2 separate regions of the Mus musculus genome follow, and region 1 is linked to region 2. A link is a contact called in ENCODE POLR2A ChIA-PET data. All regions are on one chromosome and are shown on one strand. The core of a region is the stretch at or near the end of the contact, and the rest is flanking DNA. Distances in the headings are between cores, read along the strand shown. Region 1 holds the start of 0610009E02Rik (RIKEN cDNA 0610009E02 gene). Region 2 holds the start of Card9 (caspase recruitment domain family, member 9).

Region 1 (4,102 bases), core at 523-3,022, 85 kb before region 2:
AAACAGAGCAGGCACAGACTATCAGGAACACTGAGGCTGGAACCACACCTGCTAGCAGGCATGAGGGACAGAGGCTCGAGGCCAAGAGACACCCTCTCTTTACCAAGACTACTACCTCTTCCTGTAGCAGTCTTCAGAGGCCTGCCCCTGGCTTCTCAGTGCCAGAAAGGAAACAGTACCTTGTGGCCTCCTGACTCAAGGAGGCCATAAGCCCTAGAGTAAGGGATGTCAAGTACACAGCATCTAGGCTAGGACTGTCCGGGGGGAATGCACTGACAGCTACATGTGGAGTTTTATACTTCCTAGTTACATTAAAGAAAAAATATATCACGTTTAATAAGAAGTTTTATTCAACCCAATGCTCTCAGAATACTCAACATTCAATAAACACTCACCAATGAATTCTTACCTATCTGGTATGCTTTATGTTCACAGTTCACAGCTCTATGTAACTGCCCAGGGGCCACCACACCAGACAGTGCAGCCTGGGAGAGGCTGACTGGGTAGCACTACAAAGAATACATGGTTACCAAGTGCTGGTCACAGTGTCAGAAGCCACAGGGAGTTCTGACACAGCCTTCATGCATGGGAGTCCTGTGTGCTCTGTAGTGCAGCCTAGGCTATAACAGCTTTGTACCAGATGCTGACTACATAGGACTCCAGGGAACTGGGGATGATGTGCCCAACTTCCAAATAAACGAAGAGTCCCCAGGCAAAGTGGAGGTACCCATGTAATGGTGGGGGCACCCATAAACTCAGGAGTCACCATTTGCCCTGCCTGCCTCAGGCAGTCCCAGTTTGTGCCCATTGCCTTTGCATATGCATTAAAGTACGCCATTCAAGTCCTCAAACTACCCAGTGGCTCTCCTGATGCCCAGAGAGGTTTCAGTCAACAGAGCAGGGCATATGGGCACAGACTGGGCCTAAAACCGGAGTCTGTCACTCAGAGGCCAGGTTAGCTTGGCTGCATGATGCCAGCCAGTCTATAGCAGGCATCGAGTCCTGTCCCTACCTTAGGATGGAGTCAGAGATGGGAGCCAGCACAGCTGTCCCTTTAACATCTCTACCCTTGGGGGCCTGAGAGTGGAGACCTTGCATTTTATTATTTATTTATTTGTTTGTTTATTTATTTAGACGAGGCCTTGCTATTATTTAGCTCTAGCCATCCTAGGGTTGGGGTTGCTGCTTCTTTTTAGGGACTTAAAGTTGAGTCTACCATGTGTTCAGAAAGAGTTTGGAAACCTGGCTCTCTAAAGATAAATGTTAGCTTTACAGAGTGACCCACAGTGCCACGTCAGAGGACATGAAGCTGGCCCTCAGTTCTCCCGGCTATGCTTGCGTGTCTGAGCGCTGGCCAGCTCCACCACACTCCCTCCTTCCCTGCCTCTGGGTTCGCCACTGACCAGGCGGCTTCGCAGGGGCACCGCCTTCTCACGCTCTCTGGAGTACAGGTGAGGGAGCCAGGCCTGGTCACTTCCCCGATGACAGCACCCACCTTTTCCGGAGAGCCTCTGCTCCGACAGACAGACCTGCTGACATCCCTGGTCTAAGTCCAGCGTTCCGCCGTGGGCTTTAGGCCGCGCCCTGCCGGGAGGAGTCGCAATGGAGTTTGAAGGACTTGGCCTCCAGGCTCTGGCTTCTCTCCTCTAGCAAAGGTTGGAGGGGAATGGGGGTGGTGGTGGTGAGAGTTCCTACTAGCACCAGGAAAGGCATTTGCTTAATCACGCGAACTGCGCCGGGCAGGCTCCAGCAAAGAGCCGTAGCCAAGCAACGGGTACAGCTCCGCGCACGCGCCTGTCCAGCCCGCAGAAGTCGACCGCCTAGCTACTCGAGCAGGGTGGCGCACGCGTAGTCGCCCCCGCCGGCAACCAAGAGAACCCAACGGAAAAATGGGGAGGGGGCAAGCGAGAGGGCCCGCTGGGGCTCTGGACTCAGCGGAACTTCTGGCTTTGGTTTTTCAAGACTGATTCTCCCCGGGGATCTGGATTGAAGAATCCTGTCCAGTCAAATCCTAGAACAGGAAGACTGTAGGACAGAACCAGCGTAACCAGGGCGACGTGAAGAGGCGGGGCCCGCGCTCCTGGCTCCGCAAGTGGGTGAGGGCGGGGCCACGGGGGTGGAGCTGTAAGTGACTGACGCAAGAGGGGCGGGCCTATGGGTGGGACGAAGAGATGAGGCGGCAAAAGACTGGAGACGAACGAAAGGCGGAGTCAAAAGGGACACTACGAAAGGCTCTTAAGGGGAATGGGCGGGGCAGCTCCTGGGGGGCGGAACAAAAGGATGAAGCAGTGCAAAACTGGACGGGAGAGGGGGCGGAGCCCAAGGGGGCGTGGTATGATTGACGCGCCGAAGACGTGTACGGAGCGCGGCCAAGAGGGCCGGGCAGGGGGGGCGGGGCAATGGGTGAAGCAGCGAAAGACTGGAAGAAGCAAGAGGAGGGGCAATTAAGGGGCGGGGCGCGCTGACGTCTCCTTCGGACACGTCGGCGGCGGCACCTGGAGCCGGATGTGCCAAGATGGCTGCGGCTGCTGCTGGGAACGCGCTAGTTCCCCCTACTGCCGCCGCCGTCGCCGGCTGGGTTTCAGTTCGCGGCGCCTGAGAAGCCAACCACAGCTCACAGGGTGAGGGCTGAGTGTATGGAGCACGGTGGAGGCCCGAGGGTGGGCGAGGCTGCGGAGGCCAAGCAGGCTCAGTGAGCATCGGGCCTAGCCCGGAGTGGCGAGCGCATTTAAAGAGACACAGTCAGGCCTGGGGAGAACGACAGTACCGGGCCGCCTGGTGCTGAGACACCGGACAGGTTACGGGCCGTGTCGCCTTGGTGGGTTGTCTAAGGGGCTCGTGGTTTCCCAGACCTGACGGGAGACAGATACCTGGTCAGGGCTTCGGGAACTGGTTGGCCGCTGGGGAAGGTGTGTTAACATGGCCAGACTGTGACACCTCCGAGGAAGCCCGCAACTCATTTAAAACGAAGAAAGTGCAGGAAATTGCCAAGCTTGACTTTTGCTGGGTTCTGAAGATATTTGATTCTCGTTGGCTCGAAGACTTCCTCAGAAGTTGATGATCATGGGACACATTTTCATTTGAAACAGGGAGTAGCAGCGTTTATTTGTAATCTCTTGGCCGGCGGAGCAGGATGTCGCAAGGGAGGTCGTGATTTGTTTTTTACCAAGGTGTAGAAAAATGTCGGCTTGGCTGTGGAGCGTCCTGTAGATAACTCTGGCTGTTGTGCTTACACAGGTTTTTAAATGGCATGTAGGATGGTCGCGCACTGAAGGAAAGATTTCCTTTCAAAAGTGTTGACTAGAGGCGTTTTCCATTCTGAGTTTGGCAGTAAGAAACAGCAGACTCACAGATTACTGTTCCTTCAGGTCCTTTTGCAAGGTGCAGCACAGTGCAGCTTCCTTACACGTTGTCCACGTTCCCTTCCTAGGGTTTCAGTGCTCATGTCTTGCAGATTTTGGTATCCCGTCTTGCTTTTATAAGCAAACATGAATGTCCATGTTTCCTGTGTGTCTTCCTCACATAGTGTATAGCTTTTTCTCTTCTGCAAATGCCTTCTTCAACATTTAAAGGGTTCCGGCTCAGATTTTGACTTAGAAGGGAGGTGTTTATCTTGTCTGTCTGATAAGAGTATCACAGACAGTCACCATGGGGGAGATTGTTGGCGAGTGGAGCTCACTAATGTTCTTGGGTTCCCCTGTGTTCTACAGTTTACAGCTGTTAAGGCTGGCAGTGAAAGGATCAGGGGATGTTTAAAATACCTCAGTCACATAGAGTCATACTTAAAATGTCTTGTGTAAGTATGTATAGAGATGTGAGGTAGTTGAGCTACAGAGCTGGGTTCATGAATAATGCATCTGAGATCAGTAGGTCTCACTGAAACAGGTGCTTTTTTGAAAAGTAGATAACTGGCTGAACAGAATAAAAGTGTCTATAATCCTGAGATAAGTAGTAGGCAGTTCATTATCTTTCTGTTGGTAAGTAAAGACGATTAAAAGAATAATGTTCAAGTTGCAAGATTATTTCACCTGAAACAGGCATATTGTGGAAAAGGTCTCTGTATAGGAGCTGTAGGTCTTTGTAGGGGATAGTGTTAGCTCAT
Region 2 (4,115 bases), core at 122-2,621:
TGAGACCCCATTGGGTCTTGTCTCTCCCTTTTTAAAAAAAAAAAAAAGCGTTTTACGTATGTGAGTACACTGTCACTCCCTTCAGACAAACCAGAAGAGGGAATCGGATCCCTTCCAGATGGTTGCTGGGAATTGAACTCAGGACCTCTGGAAGAGCAGTCAGTGCTCTTAACTGCCGGTTCATCTCTCCTTTTTCTTAGTCACTATTTCCATGACACCAGACTATACATCCTGGGCCCTTGGCTCTCCAGGATTTAGTTATTTTTTGTTTGTTTGTTTTGTTTTTGTTTTTCGAGACAAGGTTTCTCTGTGTAGCCCTGGCTGTCCTGGAACTCCCTCTGTAGACCAGGCTGGCCAGGATTTAGTTTTTACATGTGTTCATCCTCTGTGGGAAGCTTGCAGCTCATAGTAAAATGGTATGACCAGCCTAGTCCTAGTGATTGTACCAGCTGTCACTCCAGCTGATGGCCGTCACACATCCAGGGACGCGTGTTTGTCATGGCTCCTTCTAACCTCTGCACTGGGTTTCTCCATTCTGGAGAACTTGGGGTTTCTTCAGCTATCTGTGCTATTGACTTCCACTTCAGTTTTATGAGCAAAAGTTTCATGTTATTAACACTTTTAAGAAGCCACCACTGTGGAGGCCTTGTGACCTCCTTCCTGGAGTGACTGCAAAGCCATGGATGGACTCCCTTGCCGTCCTGGAAACCCAGCAAGCCACAATCCCTAGCAGTGTGGCCCCCCAAGGCCAAAGAGGACTCCTGACTGCTGCTTTTGGAAGTATTTTCAAGGCCACTGTCCCCATAGGAGCAAGCAGAGGGCCAGTAAGCTACAGAAGGGGCCAGCTGGGGCTCTGCATAAGTGTCCCACCCTTCCTTCCCATACAGCACTGGAAGCTTTTGCCTCAACTCATCTTGTAGGCTAGACAGCAGCGCCTGTCTAACAGCTACACTGGCTGGGCAGGGCTAGCAGGTCCCCACGCCCACCTCAGGCTGACTCTTGAAGGGCCACCCTGAAGGAGAGGCTGTGGCACGCAATCCATAGAGGACTATAGCTGCCTACAGCTTGTAGATTTTGACCAAGCTTTGTCCCACTGCACCTACCCTGCACCACTGTCCTTAGACGGCAGATGAGGATATGAGGCAGGGCCATGTTAGAAAAGCAACTTTCAGAAGCCTGGATCCAGGAGGACCTTGGACTGCCCATCCAGTTCAGATGAGCAGGCAGGGAGGGCTCCTCTGCTCCCAGAGTACTTCTACTTCCCTCTGTTCTGTTCCTGGATGGGCCAATCAGAAGGTAGACTGTCCCCTGCGGGAGGACTGGCTGGCTTGTGGCGTCAACCAGAACACATCAATCAGGAAGTGCACAGCCTCCTTCATGGCTCCACCCTTCTCCAGTTAGGGAACCCCTCCACACTCCCAGAGACCCAGGCTCCTGGTATGTCCATAACCCAGACAGCATCTGCTGGCAGGTAGCTCTCACAAGACCCTGAGGTAAGTTCAGTACCCTTCCAGGAAGGTGGGTGGAAGCCTGTGGTGACTGCTGGGGATCCTGGAGCGCGTAAGTACCTACAGGCAGGTGGCATCCTCCATCCTCACGCCTTCATTTGATTAATCCTTGTACACTGCAGCATAGTCCTCCAGTGCTGGACCATGTGGCTGTGGGGCTGCAATGGCAGGCCATAGGCCCAAGGTTTAGAGAAATGTCTGTCCACTGGGTCAACCAGAAAGCAGCAGGAAGCCAAGAGATGCCTCTGAAGAAGAGGCCTGCCATGGCCGTGTCTCTAACTGGAGGTGCAGCTCCGCTGGGGTTAGGGACTGAGCCAGGGGCGCTCTATGGCCACCTTAACTCAGCCCTAAAATCATTGAAGCCATTCACTGAGGCTACACTTGTCCACATGAGTAACCCCCTACATACAACTGGCCTGGTTGATTCCCATCATGTGGCCAAAGGCCAGGGCTCATCTAGCGGCAGAAAAGCAAACTGGAGGGAAGCCACAGCAGATGTCTGTAGACTGTGGATGACATTGCCTGCCCTTCCAGTATACTCCAGCCTAGCAGGAAGGCAGACATGCTCCTGCGGCCAACCCTCCCAGCCCTCCCGGAATAGCACCGTGCCACAGGCTGTTGCATCACCAGCTGGCTACAACGGAAGGCCTGAAGGGCACGGGGCTGTCAGGGAAGGAGGAAGTCAGACATAGGCCTGGCCCCCTGCACAGTGAGAAAGCCTCCAGCCAACCTGACCCTCTTAGTCCCAATCTGGAGACTGGCCAGCAAGGGTCCATGCCACCCAAGAAGGTACTATGTAGGATGGCCACTAGAGGCAAAAGCTCCTACCTCCAGGGCATGCCAGAGCACTTTTGGGTAGGGGCAGAAGCTAGAGCAGGGCTGTTGTACAAAGAGTATTCTCTTAGACCCCAACCGGTCACTTCCCTACATATCCATATGAGAAAGCCTGAGATGACAGGGGCCGGGCAGCTGCTTGGGGGTGCTCAGTTTGACAGGTGGTCTGAGGTGGCTTGTCTATGGACCTCTGCTTCCCCTCAGAAACTGTCCATGAGGCTGAGGAGATAGGGCTGAGCCCTGAAATTTCCCTAGAACGGATCCCTTCTGACCCTGCCCAAAGCCCTGCCCTGACACTCAGGCCTGGGTCCTATCCTAGGCTGACAGGGAACAGAAGGTGGGCACTTCCTCAGCTGCTCTCCCCAATTATAACCGCAGCCTACAGAGGACATGTCAGACTATGAGAATGACGACGAGTGCTGGAGCACCCTGGAGAGCTTCCGGGTGAAGCTCATCTCTGTCATTGACCCCTCCCGGATCACACCCTATCTACGCCAGTGCAAAGTCCTGAACCCCGATGATGAGGAGCAGGTGCTCAGTGACCCCAACCTGGTCATCCGCAAGCGGAAAGTGGGTGAGGACTGCTCCCACACCAGCAGGCTCTAGCCCTGCATGACCCCCATAAGACACCCAGCCAGAGGCCACTCCATGCTCTCTTCACTGCCCTGGCCTTGTCCCCACTCAGCTCCATCCCCGTGTAGGATATATGAGTGAGAGACTCCTCCCCTCTTGTCCTGTCTACCTGCTGTTGCCCAGTGGAGGAAGGGGAGTCCCCACCACTGTTCAGGCCCTGCCTGAGACAGCCACCAGAGGGAAGGCAGCACCCTGTCCCACCTAGACTTGAGACCTGCAGGGCGCCTTATTCAATGGCCCAGAAGGAAGGGGGTTGCTAGAGCTTGGGATGTCTACCCAGAGTAATCATCCTACCCATCTCCAAGAGCCTCCACCCGCCAGCCCTTGGCCTTGACTCTGTCTTCCACCTGAAGGTGTGCTCCTGGACATCCTGCAGCGGACAGGCCACAAGGGCTACGTGGCTTTCCTCGAGAGCCTGGAGCTCTACTACCCTCAGTTATACCGGAAAGTCACTGGCAAGGAGCCAGCACGCGTCTTCTCCATGATCATTGGTGAGAGGCACGGGTGTGGGTTGTTGCTGTGGGTGGACTCGGGTCCTGGCTTCTATGATGGCGTTGGAGTGACTAAGTGTGATAACAAGCCTTACGATGTAGATCAGGGTAGTGGTCCCTGATGATACTCACAGGCTCTAGGGGGCAGGGTCTTCCTGAATTGCTGAGCTCTTACTGGTCTCTAGAAGGGGAGCCCTTCTCTGCCTTTCCTACTCACAGCCTGGAAATTTCACTGAGAAGTAGTGACCCCTCTGAAGTGCCATTTCTGCAGGGCCCAGTTGTCAGCCAAGAGCAGAATCCTACAGTTCCCAGAGGGGACAGAGGTGTCCTCTCCTGATGGAAGAGCCACAACCCCATCAATTCTCATTCATCTCATAAAGAGCACTGTGAGATAAACAGGGCAGGGGCGATGGCACACACCTTTAGCCCTGGTAGTCTGGAGGCAGAGGCCAACAGATCTCTTGAGTGAGAGGCCAGACTGGACTACATAGCAAGACGTTGTCTCAAAAACCAGGGGCTAGGGGGAGAAGAGGGTCAACTGGAGTCTTCACCCAGGGCATGTGAGTGGCCCTGGGTGATGAGTCAGAATCTCAGTTCACCTGTGAGGGACAGCAAGGCCAACTGGGCCTACTGAGCACACTCAGTCTTG

The links. ChIA-PET counts read pairs that join two places held with the same protein, here RNA polymerase II (POLR2A).
Region 1: POLR2A ChIA-PET joins it to region 2 with 52 read pairs in embryonic stem cell. The contact joins the promoter of 0610009E02Rik here to the promoter of Card9 in region 2. POLR2A ChIA-PET finds 5 or more read pairs at or near these places in 4 of 5 experiments (Patski and embryonic stem cell).

The regions. Positions count from the first base shown.
Region 1 is chr2:26,443,594-26,447,695 of GRCm38, reverse strand. It overlaps 0610009E02Rik (RIKEN cDNA 0610009E02 gene), which reads right to left and starts at 1,772. Exons shown (of 3, transcript NR_152209.1): 1 at 1,496-1,772. Sec16a (SEC16 homolog A, endoplasmic reticulum export factor) reads left to right here and starts at 2,480. Exons shown (of 30, transcript NM_153125.2): 1 at 2,480-2,621.
Region 2 is chr2:26,358,165-26,362,279 of GRCm38, reverse strand. It overlaps Card9 (caspase recruitment domain family, member 9), which reads left to right and starts at 1,371. Exons shown (of 13, transcript NM_001037747.3): 1 at 1,371-1,493; 2 at 2,721-2,916; 3 at 3,329-3,466. The coding sequence starts at 2,733. All of the region lies in intron 1 of Gm13562 (a long non-coding RNA gene), which reads right to left.